Regions from separate parts of the Homo sapiens genome. Here region 1 is linked to region 2. The links are chromatin contacts, found by Hi-C or POLR2A ChIA-PET in ENCODE. All regions are on one chromosome and are shown on one strand. The core of a region is the stretch at or near the end of the contact, and the rest is flanking DNA. Distances in the headings are between cores, read along the strand shown. Region 1 overlaps TC2N (tandem C2 domains, nuclear). Region 2 has its middle 24 kb from the start of CATSPERB.

Region 1 (5,387 bases), core at 1,364-3,863, 34 kb after region 2:
AACTTTAGCTTTAATACCTTACTCTAATTTCTTTGGGTTTGTTGTTTTTCTAGCTTCTTGAATTGAATGCTCAGTTTCATTTATTTTTAGTCTTTCTAGTTACGGTGAACATGCATTGCTTTTGCCTGCCCCCATACAGTTCCCTTCTTTTAGTAGGGAAAAGGGGCACTTCTGCCCACTCAAATCTCTGGGACTAGACAACCAAAGTATCACAACTCCTGGTTGTAGACAAAACACAGGGAGAGAAAAGTGTTTCTAGGTTTGTTTTTGATATATATATTTTTTACAATTAAGTTTCTAGTTAGCAGGGCATTCCACAAAGGGCACAGACCTAGAGAGAGGATAAATCATTTCAGGTGGTAAAATATAACTGAAAATCCTCTAGACATTCAACCTGTATGAACTGATGAGCTAAATAAAAAACAGTATCAAAGGCAGAGAGGTCATAACTGGATAACACTCAAGAGACCACTGTATTAAGGTAGACACAATGGCTAAAATTTGAAATCTTATAATTTTAAATTTAAAGTAAATAAGTTAAATAATAAAAGTTACTAAGATTTTAATCTCCATTGTAAGAAATGTAAAAAAAATACTTTCTATTACTAATACTTTCTGAAGATTCTACTTTGAACCACTGATATACTTACTCAAAGTCAGAGGTGTTGATGAGCTTGGAAGGTACCGTGCCTCAAGAATTTGTAACTGAATTCTGCTATTTACTGCTTGAAAACAAGTCCCCAATTCAAGTTCTGCATGGCAAACCTGCATATCAAAAAAGTGTCATTTGGTAGTTAAGAATAAAGTTTTTGAAACAATTCAAAAATTAAAAGATAAAAAGCTAAGGTTAGAAATTTTGAAAGTATTCCTTTCAAATGATATTCAAAACTATAAGTTACAAGACAAAGTTATGAAGATAAATATCATGAATTCTTTAAAGTACTCATTTGCATGGTTTCTGAAAATACAGGTTATATCTATGTACTGAAACTTCAAAATCTGTGACACCTAGAGCCAATTCAAATTAAAAGCAAATTAAATTAATAAGCAGTATCACTGAAGAAAATGCCAGTGAAATTAACACAAAAGGAATACACTTTCAAAACAACTAAATGTAGTCAAATTATTTTTAGAGAACACACGAAATATGATTAAAAAGTTACATATGAAAATCATCATTATTTTCTAATTATGGAGATCAGAGTAGGTGCTACCACAATCAGAAGACAGCAATAAACAGATCTGTGGATTAAGAGTGAATTACTATGCTGAATGGAAGCAAGCTAAAGAAAGCTGGCAAGAAGGAAGCTAGTCAAAGTGATGAGGCAGTAAATAATAAGGAAAAGGTCAAAGAAAACCTGAGGCAAACGGCAAAATGAAGGAGACTTAGAGAAGAGGAAAAATTAAAATGTGTTCTTCAGTACTGCTGACCAACAGCAGAAGAAAGTTGGTTATTTGTCTGTGAAATACAACACAAGCCAGACTACTTAGGTGGATTCCAAGGTCCTTGGACTGAAAAATAAAAGGGAGAATGGTTGTCCAAACACAAAAACACTATTGTTTACATGTTGAAAAGAGTAAGAATAGGAATAAAGTAGGAACATAATGTTCACAGATCATACTAGGGCTCAGCATAGACAGACACAAAGTCTTTGTTAGTACTGATTCCAATAAAGTTACAGAACAACTGAATGACACTTGATGAAGACATTTATATTTGACATTGCTCAGTATTCCCCAATAACTGGCTCATAGCTCATTGGGAAAAACAACAACAACAAAAAAACAACAAAAACTCCAACCTCTCCATATACATAACATTGACAGAAGCTTGGTGTTTTCTTAAAATATGATTCTGTATTTCAAACCAGTCATGCCATAAGAAATGAAGAGATAGAAAAGGAAAAGTGAATTGCTTAACAAGTACAAACTCAACTGTTGGAATTTAATTTCCCCTTGAAAAGGTCTAAATTGATGATAAAACTTGTTATTTGGCAACAAATGCTGACTTCTAATAAATAAGTTAATTTATTGCTTTTGACTGTAATCAGAATGAGAATGAACTAACAACTTTTCACATGAACTAATTTGGTAGCCATAAAAAAAAAACCTTTGCTGATTGAAAAAAAATTGCTGTCCTTGGCATTTAAAAAATATATTTTAAAAGATAGAGTCATACTGTTTATAAAACACAAGGGAAATCATGGTTAAATTTTTTTATTATTTTTTATTACAGTTTTGTACCCACAATGTAATAACACTTATGAAAACACGTAAAGGTGGCAAAACGTCTCTTATTGTTACACAATTGTAGAGTTCACTCTCATAAAACAGAGCAGCATTTGGCAATAGGCTTACCATTTCCCACTTGCCAAGGTTATTTCACAAATTCAATTCATGTTCCAGGACATTAATTCAGATCATGAAAAACTGTTCAAAGAGTTAAACTATTGGCCAGGTGCGGTGGCTCACGCATGTAATCCCAGCACTTTGGGAGGCCGAGGCAGGCGGATCACGAGGTCAGATCGAGACCACCCTGGCTAACACGGTGAAACCCTGTCTCTACTAAAAAAAAAAAAAGAAGAAGAAAAAGAAAAAATTAGCCACCCGTGGTGGCTGATACCTGTAGTCCCAGCTACTTAGGAGGCTGAGGCAGGAGAATGGAGTGAACCCAGGAGGCGGAGCTTGCAGTGAGCCGAGATTGCACCACTGCACTCCAGCCTGGGCGACAGAGAGAGACTCCATCTCAAAAACAAAAAACAAAAAAAAAAAACAGAGCAGCATTTGGCAATAGGCTTACCATTTCCTACTTGCCAAGGTTATTTCACAAATTCAATTCATGTTCCAGGACATTAATTCAGATCATGAAAAACTATTCAAAGATTTAAACTATTTAAATCTCATAATAACCAAAAAATTAAAATTCCAATCAATTAGCAGTTATGTATTGCCTGCATTTAATAAGCACAAAACTGCTCCTGAATAATGTATCCTTTTATTCAGAAAAGAAAACATTGTTAGCCTTCCTGGAAGGGTTGAAATGAAATGCTGAGCATCATTAGAGAACATCACGATCTGGTGATGTTTGAGAATATCTTCTTAGCGGGGCAATACATGGTAGAGTTAAAAGAGCTGGGTTTGGAATCAGACTGCCTCCATTCAAATCCTGACTCCCCAACTACTGGCTGTATAACCTCAGGCAAGTGTTCCCCTGATCTCCACAAAACGGATAAAGAACAACACGGTGATAATTAGATCATTAGATCACGTAGCATTGAGGCAGCCGTAAGATAAATCTCTGTAAATGCTAGCTATTTCTTCAGGAAAACGTATTTCTTCCACATTATTCAATACCGAAATTTGAGATGTGAAGTAATTATTTACATTACTATTTGTCAAGGTCAAGGACTCTTTATTGAGTAAAAACCCGAAAGTTGTGCTGTTCATGGTGAAACAGTTGTCAGTGTGGATGGGAAAGTACGGCTCTTTAGACATCACTATTAGAATATTTATTTTCCTCTTCAACACATTAAAACAAAGCATACTATTATTGCTTTAGCCAATAATATGAAACATTCACACTTATTAACATAAACTCACTGGTCCAGCATAGCCCAAACACTCTTCTTTCAGGTTATCAATCTATAACCCTAGCACCTGGCATTCAGAAAATACACAAATATTTATAAAATCTCTGATACATGAAATATGATTTAGTAGAAATTTAGCCATAATTATTCATTCATATTTTCCAACGCAGATAATAATATCTTAATTCCCCAGAAAATCCCTGAGTTCTCTTCTTATATACTCTGTTTTTAAAGTTTTAATATATGAATTATCTATTTGAATAGTCTATTTGTGCCTTCTGTAAACTATGGCTGCAGATTACTACCTACTAAGCTAGTGTCAAAAATGCCAGTGACAAACTCCTGTCATAGTTACAGAACAGCACATTGGGGGTTGAGATAAAGAATAATAGGCAAGGCTGGGCGCAGTGGCTCATGCCTGCAATCCCAGCAAATTTGGGAGGCCGAGGCAGGAGGACTGTTTGAACTGAGGAGTTTGATACCAGAAAGGGCAATATAGCAAGACCCCTTATCTCTACTAAAAATTTAAAAAATTAGCTGGGCATGGTGGTGTGCCTGTAGTCCTAGCTACTCAGGAGGCTGACATGGGAGGATTGCTTGGTCGGGGAGATGGAGGAGGTAGTGAGCTGTGATTGCGTACCATACTCCATGCTGGGCTACAGAGCTTTCTGTCTTCCTCAAAAAAAAGGGGAAGGGAAGGGAGGGGAAGGGAAGGGAAGGGAAAGGAGGGGAGGGGAGGGGAGGGGAGGGGAGAAGAGGGGAGGGGAGGGAAGGGAAGGGAAGGGTAGATACATGTTTCTGCCCCATATCCCCCAAAATTCTAATTTTTTTTAGTTTATGTATGGGCATTTTTTTAAAGCTCCCAGATGATTCTAATGTATACCCAGAGTTAAGAAGCACTTCCAGTCACCTTAAATATTTTTGGAAACAGGTAAAATATAAATCCCATACAAATTTAAAACCGCATATAGGTTTGACCTTACAAAAGCTTAAGACTGATTTTTATAAACATTATCCTAACATTCAATCTATACAATTTAATTAGAAATTCCTAAACAATTTAAAAACAGTGTTCAGTTGGCTGAGAAGCAAATAGCAAGTCCCAATCAGCACCATTAGGTAATAAAGCTTTTTACAGAAAAAAAAAATCAGCTGTAAAAACTTCTAATCAATTTATGAGCTGCTGTATAGCTTACTCATGGTTAAAACAACTTTCCTAATCTATTTCAGGGCAATCTCTGATTGAGTGTGGAATTTATGATTCTTTCTTGTTTTTCCTAAGTTATCAGCTACCTAAAAAAACTTAAAAAAAAAAAGGTTATTCATACTTCAGAGTTATTTCCCTTGAAGTATAAAACATTAATAAGAAATGTGCCAGGAGAGGCCAGGCGCAGTGGCTCACGCCTGTAATCCCAGCACTTTGGGAGACCGAGGCGGGCAGATCACGAGGTCAGGAGATCGAGACCATCCTGGCTAACACAGTGAAACCCCGTCTCTACTAAAAATACAAAAAAAAATTAGCCAGGCATGGTGGTGGGCGCCTGTAGTCCCAGCTACTCGGGAGGCTCAGGCGGGAGAATGGCGTGAACCCAGGAGGCGGAGCTTGCAGTGAGCCGAGATCGCACCACTGCACTCCAGCCTGGGCGACAGAGCGAGACTCCATCTCAAAGAAAAAAAGAAAAAAGAAATGTGCTAGGAGAAGGTAACCCTGAGGTTATTTTCCAATGGAGAAAGAAAACAGTTCTGTTAACATTTTATCAATAATTTCTAAATATTTGAAAATAATATTATTGCTAC
Region 2 (4,933 bases), core at 509-3,008:
AGTAAATTTCCTGGAAATTTACATCTCCCCAGGGACACTTAAACCAGTGGTTCTGAATGAGGACGTGACTTTGAGCTCCAGGAGTCAAAGTGTCTAGAGATACTTTTGGTTGTCATAACCGGGCCGGGAAAGGTGGCTGGGAGGCTACTGGCATCTAACACATAGAAGCCAGAGATTGTAGCCAGACAGCCTACAATGCGCAGGACAGACTCCCAAGACAAAAAACAAAAACAAAAACAAAAACAAAAACAAAAAAAACCAAAGAATTACCCCCAAAATGTCAATAGTATCAAGGCTAAGAAACTCCACCTCAAACAATGACTGATGGGCAGGGAAGTATGCACACTGTAGTTTTTTTCTCTTGTACCTGATTGGAACAGTTCTGAGATATGATCTACACTGTCTCCAGGGCTCTCCAGGGGGACTGAGCTAAAATTACTTGCTTGGAAGTTTGCCTGACATTGTACCATTGTTTTGTTTCCTTCTCTTCCCTGGCCACTTCCCCACTCCTCTACCAATTTTTCCTGAGAACACCTCCTAATAAGCCGCTTTTACACAAATTCCCATTTCAGGATTGCTTCTGGGAGAAACAAGCCAAAACAATATGTACAAGTGGATATTAAGGAGAACTACAGATTTTATGTGCATAATGTGGAGTAGGTTACTAAATGGTTAGCTATACTGTAACAGAACTCATAGCTGGACAAGCCCATAAGTAGGGTATCAGAGCATCTTAAACCAAGAAAGCATGGTGTGTTAGGAAAAAAACTAACAGTGAAGTTAGGAAACCCAGGTTCCAGTCTCACCTCTTAAGTGAGATCTCAAGTAAATCACAGCCAAGTGGAAAAGAGAAAATAAAAACTGGACAGTTATCTAACATTCTATGCTGTCTTAGAGCAGTGGTTCTCAAACAGGGGCAATTTTGACCCCTATGGAACATGTGACAATGTTTGGAGACATTTTTGGCAATCATAACCGGGAGCAGGGTGCTACTGGCATCTAGTGAGTAGAGCCCAGGCATGCTGCCAAACATCTATCTCATAATGCACAGGCAAGTCCCCCCTGCTCCCCACCAGCAAAGGATTATCCAGCCCAGAATGTCAATAGTGCTAAGGTTGAGAACTGCCTTACAGAGAAAATTAGATTAGATATTAACCTAAGAAATTTCTGAGGCTTAAAGTTATTAAAAATAGGTAATGTATTATTGAAGGAGACTACAACATAGTCTCTATATCCTTAAAAACAGCATATGGATGCTTTTCTGCATAAGATTGGGAGGGGTTATTCTAAACAGATCTTGAAATGTTATGTGGGAGAACTAAGCACCTATCCAAGTAGCTAGAGACAGAGGAGAGAGCAGGGGCCTGAATCTTAGCAGGTTTGCCATAGTGCTGAAGACTTGACTCTCACCCATGTACTGGGATTTAAATATATTATGAGCATATCTCCAGATCCATCCATCTCCCCTGCAATCACTGAAGACAACCTCCCTCACATGTTTAATAACTTTTGTATGCAACTTTGGGGACCAATTTTTCTCCACTAACATTTTCCTGGAGGGAAAAAGATAGTTTCTCCAAATTATATACAGGTAAAGATAAAACTATTTTATAGTTAGCTTATCTGAGTTAATAAAAACACTTAAATGTATAACATATTTGCTTATGAATCCGGGTTTATTCATGTGACAGGTGGTAAGATGATGCCATACTTAACTTTGACTTCACATTCCTGTTGGTCAAAGCCTCTCACACCCTTTTTAAACAAAGCTGGCAGTAAAATCCAACATATTGCGTAACTAACCAACGTTACATATTGCTCAGAAAACTCTACACTCCCAACAGGAAATTCCAGGAATGAAAGGATTTCTGTTTCATTATCAGAAAGGTGCCTTGTACTAGTAACCACAATAGGTAGGGTAAATTAAAAGATTTATTCCTGGATTGTTAATTTCTCTGAAAGGACTTAAGAACAAACTTAAAACTTTTGAGGTAGGTCTGACATAATGAATTCTCTTTCATCTGTGATAATACTTTTAAATGTGTTATCAGAAACTCTTCAAAGGTGCTTAGAACTTTGAAAGGCTAGCTGCTGTCACTTGAAAGTTAGGGTGACAGCTGAGACAGAGCCCAAGGTTTTCATTTGGGTAACTTGCCTGTCATGGATAGACCTAGCAGAGGCCTGTTTTCTGCACTTCACTGAAGTCTTATTCATCAGGAGTCAGGCAATAAGAGGCACATTTTCCTCTCCATGGTCTTTGGTAGACTCACTCATTAGAGGAGGACGTAGATATCATCTATTACAACTTCCACCATAAGGCACTTTGACAACCTGCTGTCAACTGCCAGATCAATACATGTTTAACAGAAATGCAGAGTTTTAGCTTTTTAGATCCAAGGTCTCAAAGCTGAGTATTTGCTCTTGATGATACAATTGTCAGTGTTATAGTCAGTAGCAAAGCATACATTTTAAGTTGATTTGTACTGTTCAAAGTCACTAAATGCAAAATTTAAAAAACTAAATAACAGTGATTTTTTGTTACTCCCATTATCATGTTTTAATCTTGCAGGGACATTGTATATCATCAAAGACATGAAATTAACATTAATTAAGATTCTACTCCAAATTTTCCAATATGTTTAAGTAAGATGCATTTAACTATTGAAGTGGTTGGGGGTGGTGGGTAACTGAAGGTACCAATTTAAATGAAGGCAACTTTACTGTCATTTGTGGTATTTAAAAAATAATAAACCTAAAAATGAGGTCTACTTTTATTCTTTACAGATTTGACATGTCAATCTTTATTTAAGACAACAAAAGTTTGTACACCCTCATATTAAGATATATTTCCTTTCTAGTCATATTAAAATAATCTCATTTTGTTACTCAAAAAGAATACATAGGGAAGAGAATGAACATAATTCAAGTAGATAGATTTCTAATTGGTTAAAACAGGGTTAAACAAATGATGTTCAAAATATACTTATTAAAGGGAACAGCACCTAGAAATAGGCAGTAGGGCAATGTTCACTTTAAGAATTTTATCAATAACTAGGGCAAAGAACAAAATCATTATCAAATTTTGAATTACACAAAAGCAATGGCCTATTACCTTGTTAACATTTGATATTTCTATATATCTTCTTCTCTAGTTGAAATGGGTAATGACTTGTATTACAAGGATGTTACACATTCTAAAATGATTTAAGCCAAAAGATTATCTTTAATACATTACTTCTAGATATAATATGTACTTGATGTCTGTTGCATCAAAGACTACTAAACTAGGCATCAAGAAACATGAATCCTTGACTCAGCTCTGTCATTAATTACCTTATAAATCTATGTAAGTCATTTATTTTGGACCCGGTTTGTTATTATAAAATGTTCATTTTAGCTCTGAGGTTCTGTGGTTCTAAGATAAATCATATGGGTTAAGTAACTAATAACATTTTAAAATAGCAATTGTTATGTGAAAATCCACGTTAGGTTAAATGCCATCAACCACTGAAAAACAGGATTGCAAGAGGAAGAAGAAAACTGGCCTAACAATAGCTCATTTAGAGAAAAAGACCTAGTGATAAACCGTAAAGTTCAAAGAGTGATAAGTCCAGAGGTAAAATGAATGAAATCTTGAGTCACATTATTAGAAATATAGCAACCAGACTACAGAAGAGAATAATCTTGTTGCAAGTGCTATGAGCTGGTCACTTCATATCTGGAATACTCAGTATAATTGCAAACCAGAAACACAGTATTTTTTTTTCTTTTTGAGATAAAGTCTTGCTCTGTCACCCATGCTGGAGTGCCATGGTATAATCACAGCTCACTGCAGCCTTGAACTCCTGGGCTCAAGGGATCCTCCTACCTCAGCCTTCTGAGTATCTGAGACTACAAGCACATGCCACCATGCCTAGCTACAGTTTTTTTGTTTTTTTTTTTTTGTAGAGACAGGATCTCCTTATGTTGCCCAGGCTAGACTTGAACTCCTGGGCTCAAGGGATCCTCCTGCCTTGGCCTCCAAAAGTGCTGGGATTATAGGTGTAAACCAGTGTGCCTAGCCTACAGTTTTTTAATTTTATAAAATGTTATTTCTAATTTTTCTCCAAAAGTAAAAGTGGCATTCCAATGGCAATATTAATTCAGGTATCCAGAACTCTTAACCTAAATTTGGGTGAGATGAGGAAAAGTGTATTGTTAATTTTATGTGTCAACTTGGAAGGTGTTTCTGGATGGGAATAACATTGACACTGATGTCCTCTGAGTAAAGAAGATTGCCCTCCATGATGTATGTGCACTTTATCCAATCAATAGAAGACCTGAGTAGAATGAAAAGACCACCTTCTCCAAGCCAGAGGAAATTCTCCAGCAGACTTCTGTGAGACTGGAACTGCACCATCAGCTCTCTTGGGTCTTGAGCCTGCCAGACCACATTGCAGATTCTTGGACTTCCCAGTTGCCATAATCACATATGCCAATTCCTTATAATAAATGTGTGTGTGTGTGTGTGCACGCACGTGTGTTTGTGTATTCAATCACATATTAATAGCTTTTATTTTTTGGTTTTGATCCCACCAAGACCAAAGCTAATGATTTCAGGTATTGAGGTTTGTATCTGAGTCTGTCTCTTCTTCTGTATCCCAAGAAAAGGAGAAATAAGCATTCCCAAAGAACATGGATTTACATATCATCGAATTCTCTTTTTCTCAGGACAGACTGTTTCAAAAGACTGGTGGCAGGTAATTAATCTCTTTTGATTAATGTTAACTATTTCTACTTGAGTCAGATTCAGTTGGGAAGATTGCCAAGCATTAATGGTCATTCAGTTGCACAAAAATCAGCTGAGAGCTTTCTCCTACCACTTTCTCATAGACATGCATGTAAGGCTGTATATCAATGTATGTTGAATAATGAAAAACTAAAAATTTTAAAT

Evidence for each region. Hi-C counts contacts between places; a loop is a spot of excess contacts on that map. ChIA-PET counts read pairs that join two places held with the same protein, here RNA polymerase II (POLR2A).
Region 1: a map of posterior cingulate gyrus shows a loop between it and region 2 (4-fold over the local background). The contact joins two enhancer-like sites. A Hi-C loop is called at or near these places in 2 of 168 maps with a recorded cell type or tissue (Caco-2 and posterior cingulate gyrus) and 1 of 37 single-sample maps with no recorded cell type. POLR2A ChIA-PET finds 5 or more read pairs at or near these places in 3 of 52 experiments (A673, activated naive CD4-positive, alpha-beta T cell and naive thymus-derived CD4-positive, alpha-beta T cell).

What each region holds. Positions count from the first base shown.
Region 1 is chr14:91,786,863-91,792,249 of GRCh38, forward strand. TC2N (tandem C2 domains, nuclear) reads right to left here. Exons shown (of 12, transcript NM_001128596.3): 10 at 651-765. Among named protein-coding and RNA genes, the nearest start is that of CATSPERB, 57 kb to the left of the region's middle. Within about 2 kb of position 2,614, at least 2 of the 41 ENCODE cell types and tissues checked have a DNase peak (open chromatin) inside an H3K27ac peak, as active enhancers do.
Region 2 is chr14:91,753,978-91,758,910 of GRCh38, forward strand. No RefSeq gene overlaps it. Among named protein-coding and RNA genes, the nearest start is that of CATSPERB, 24 kb to the left of the region's middle. Within about 2 kb of position 1,759, at least 7 of the 41 ENCODE cell types and tissues checked have a DNase peak (open chromatin) inside an H3K27ac peak, as active enhancers do.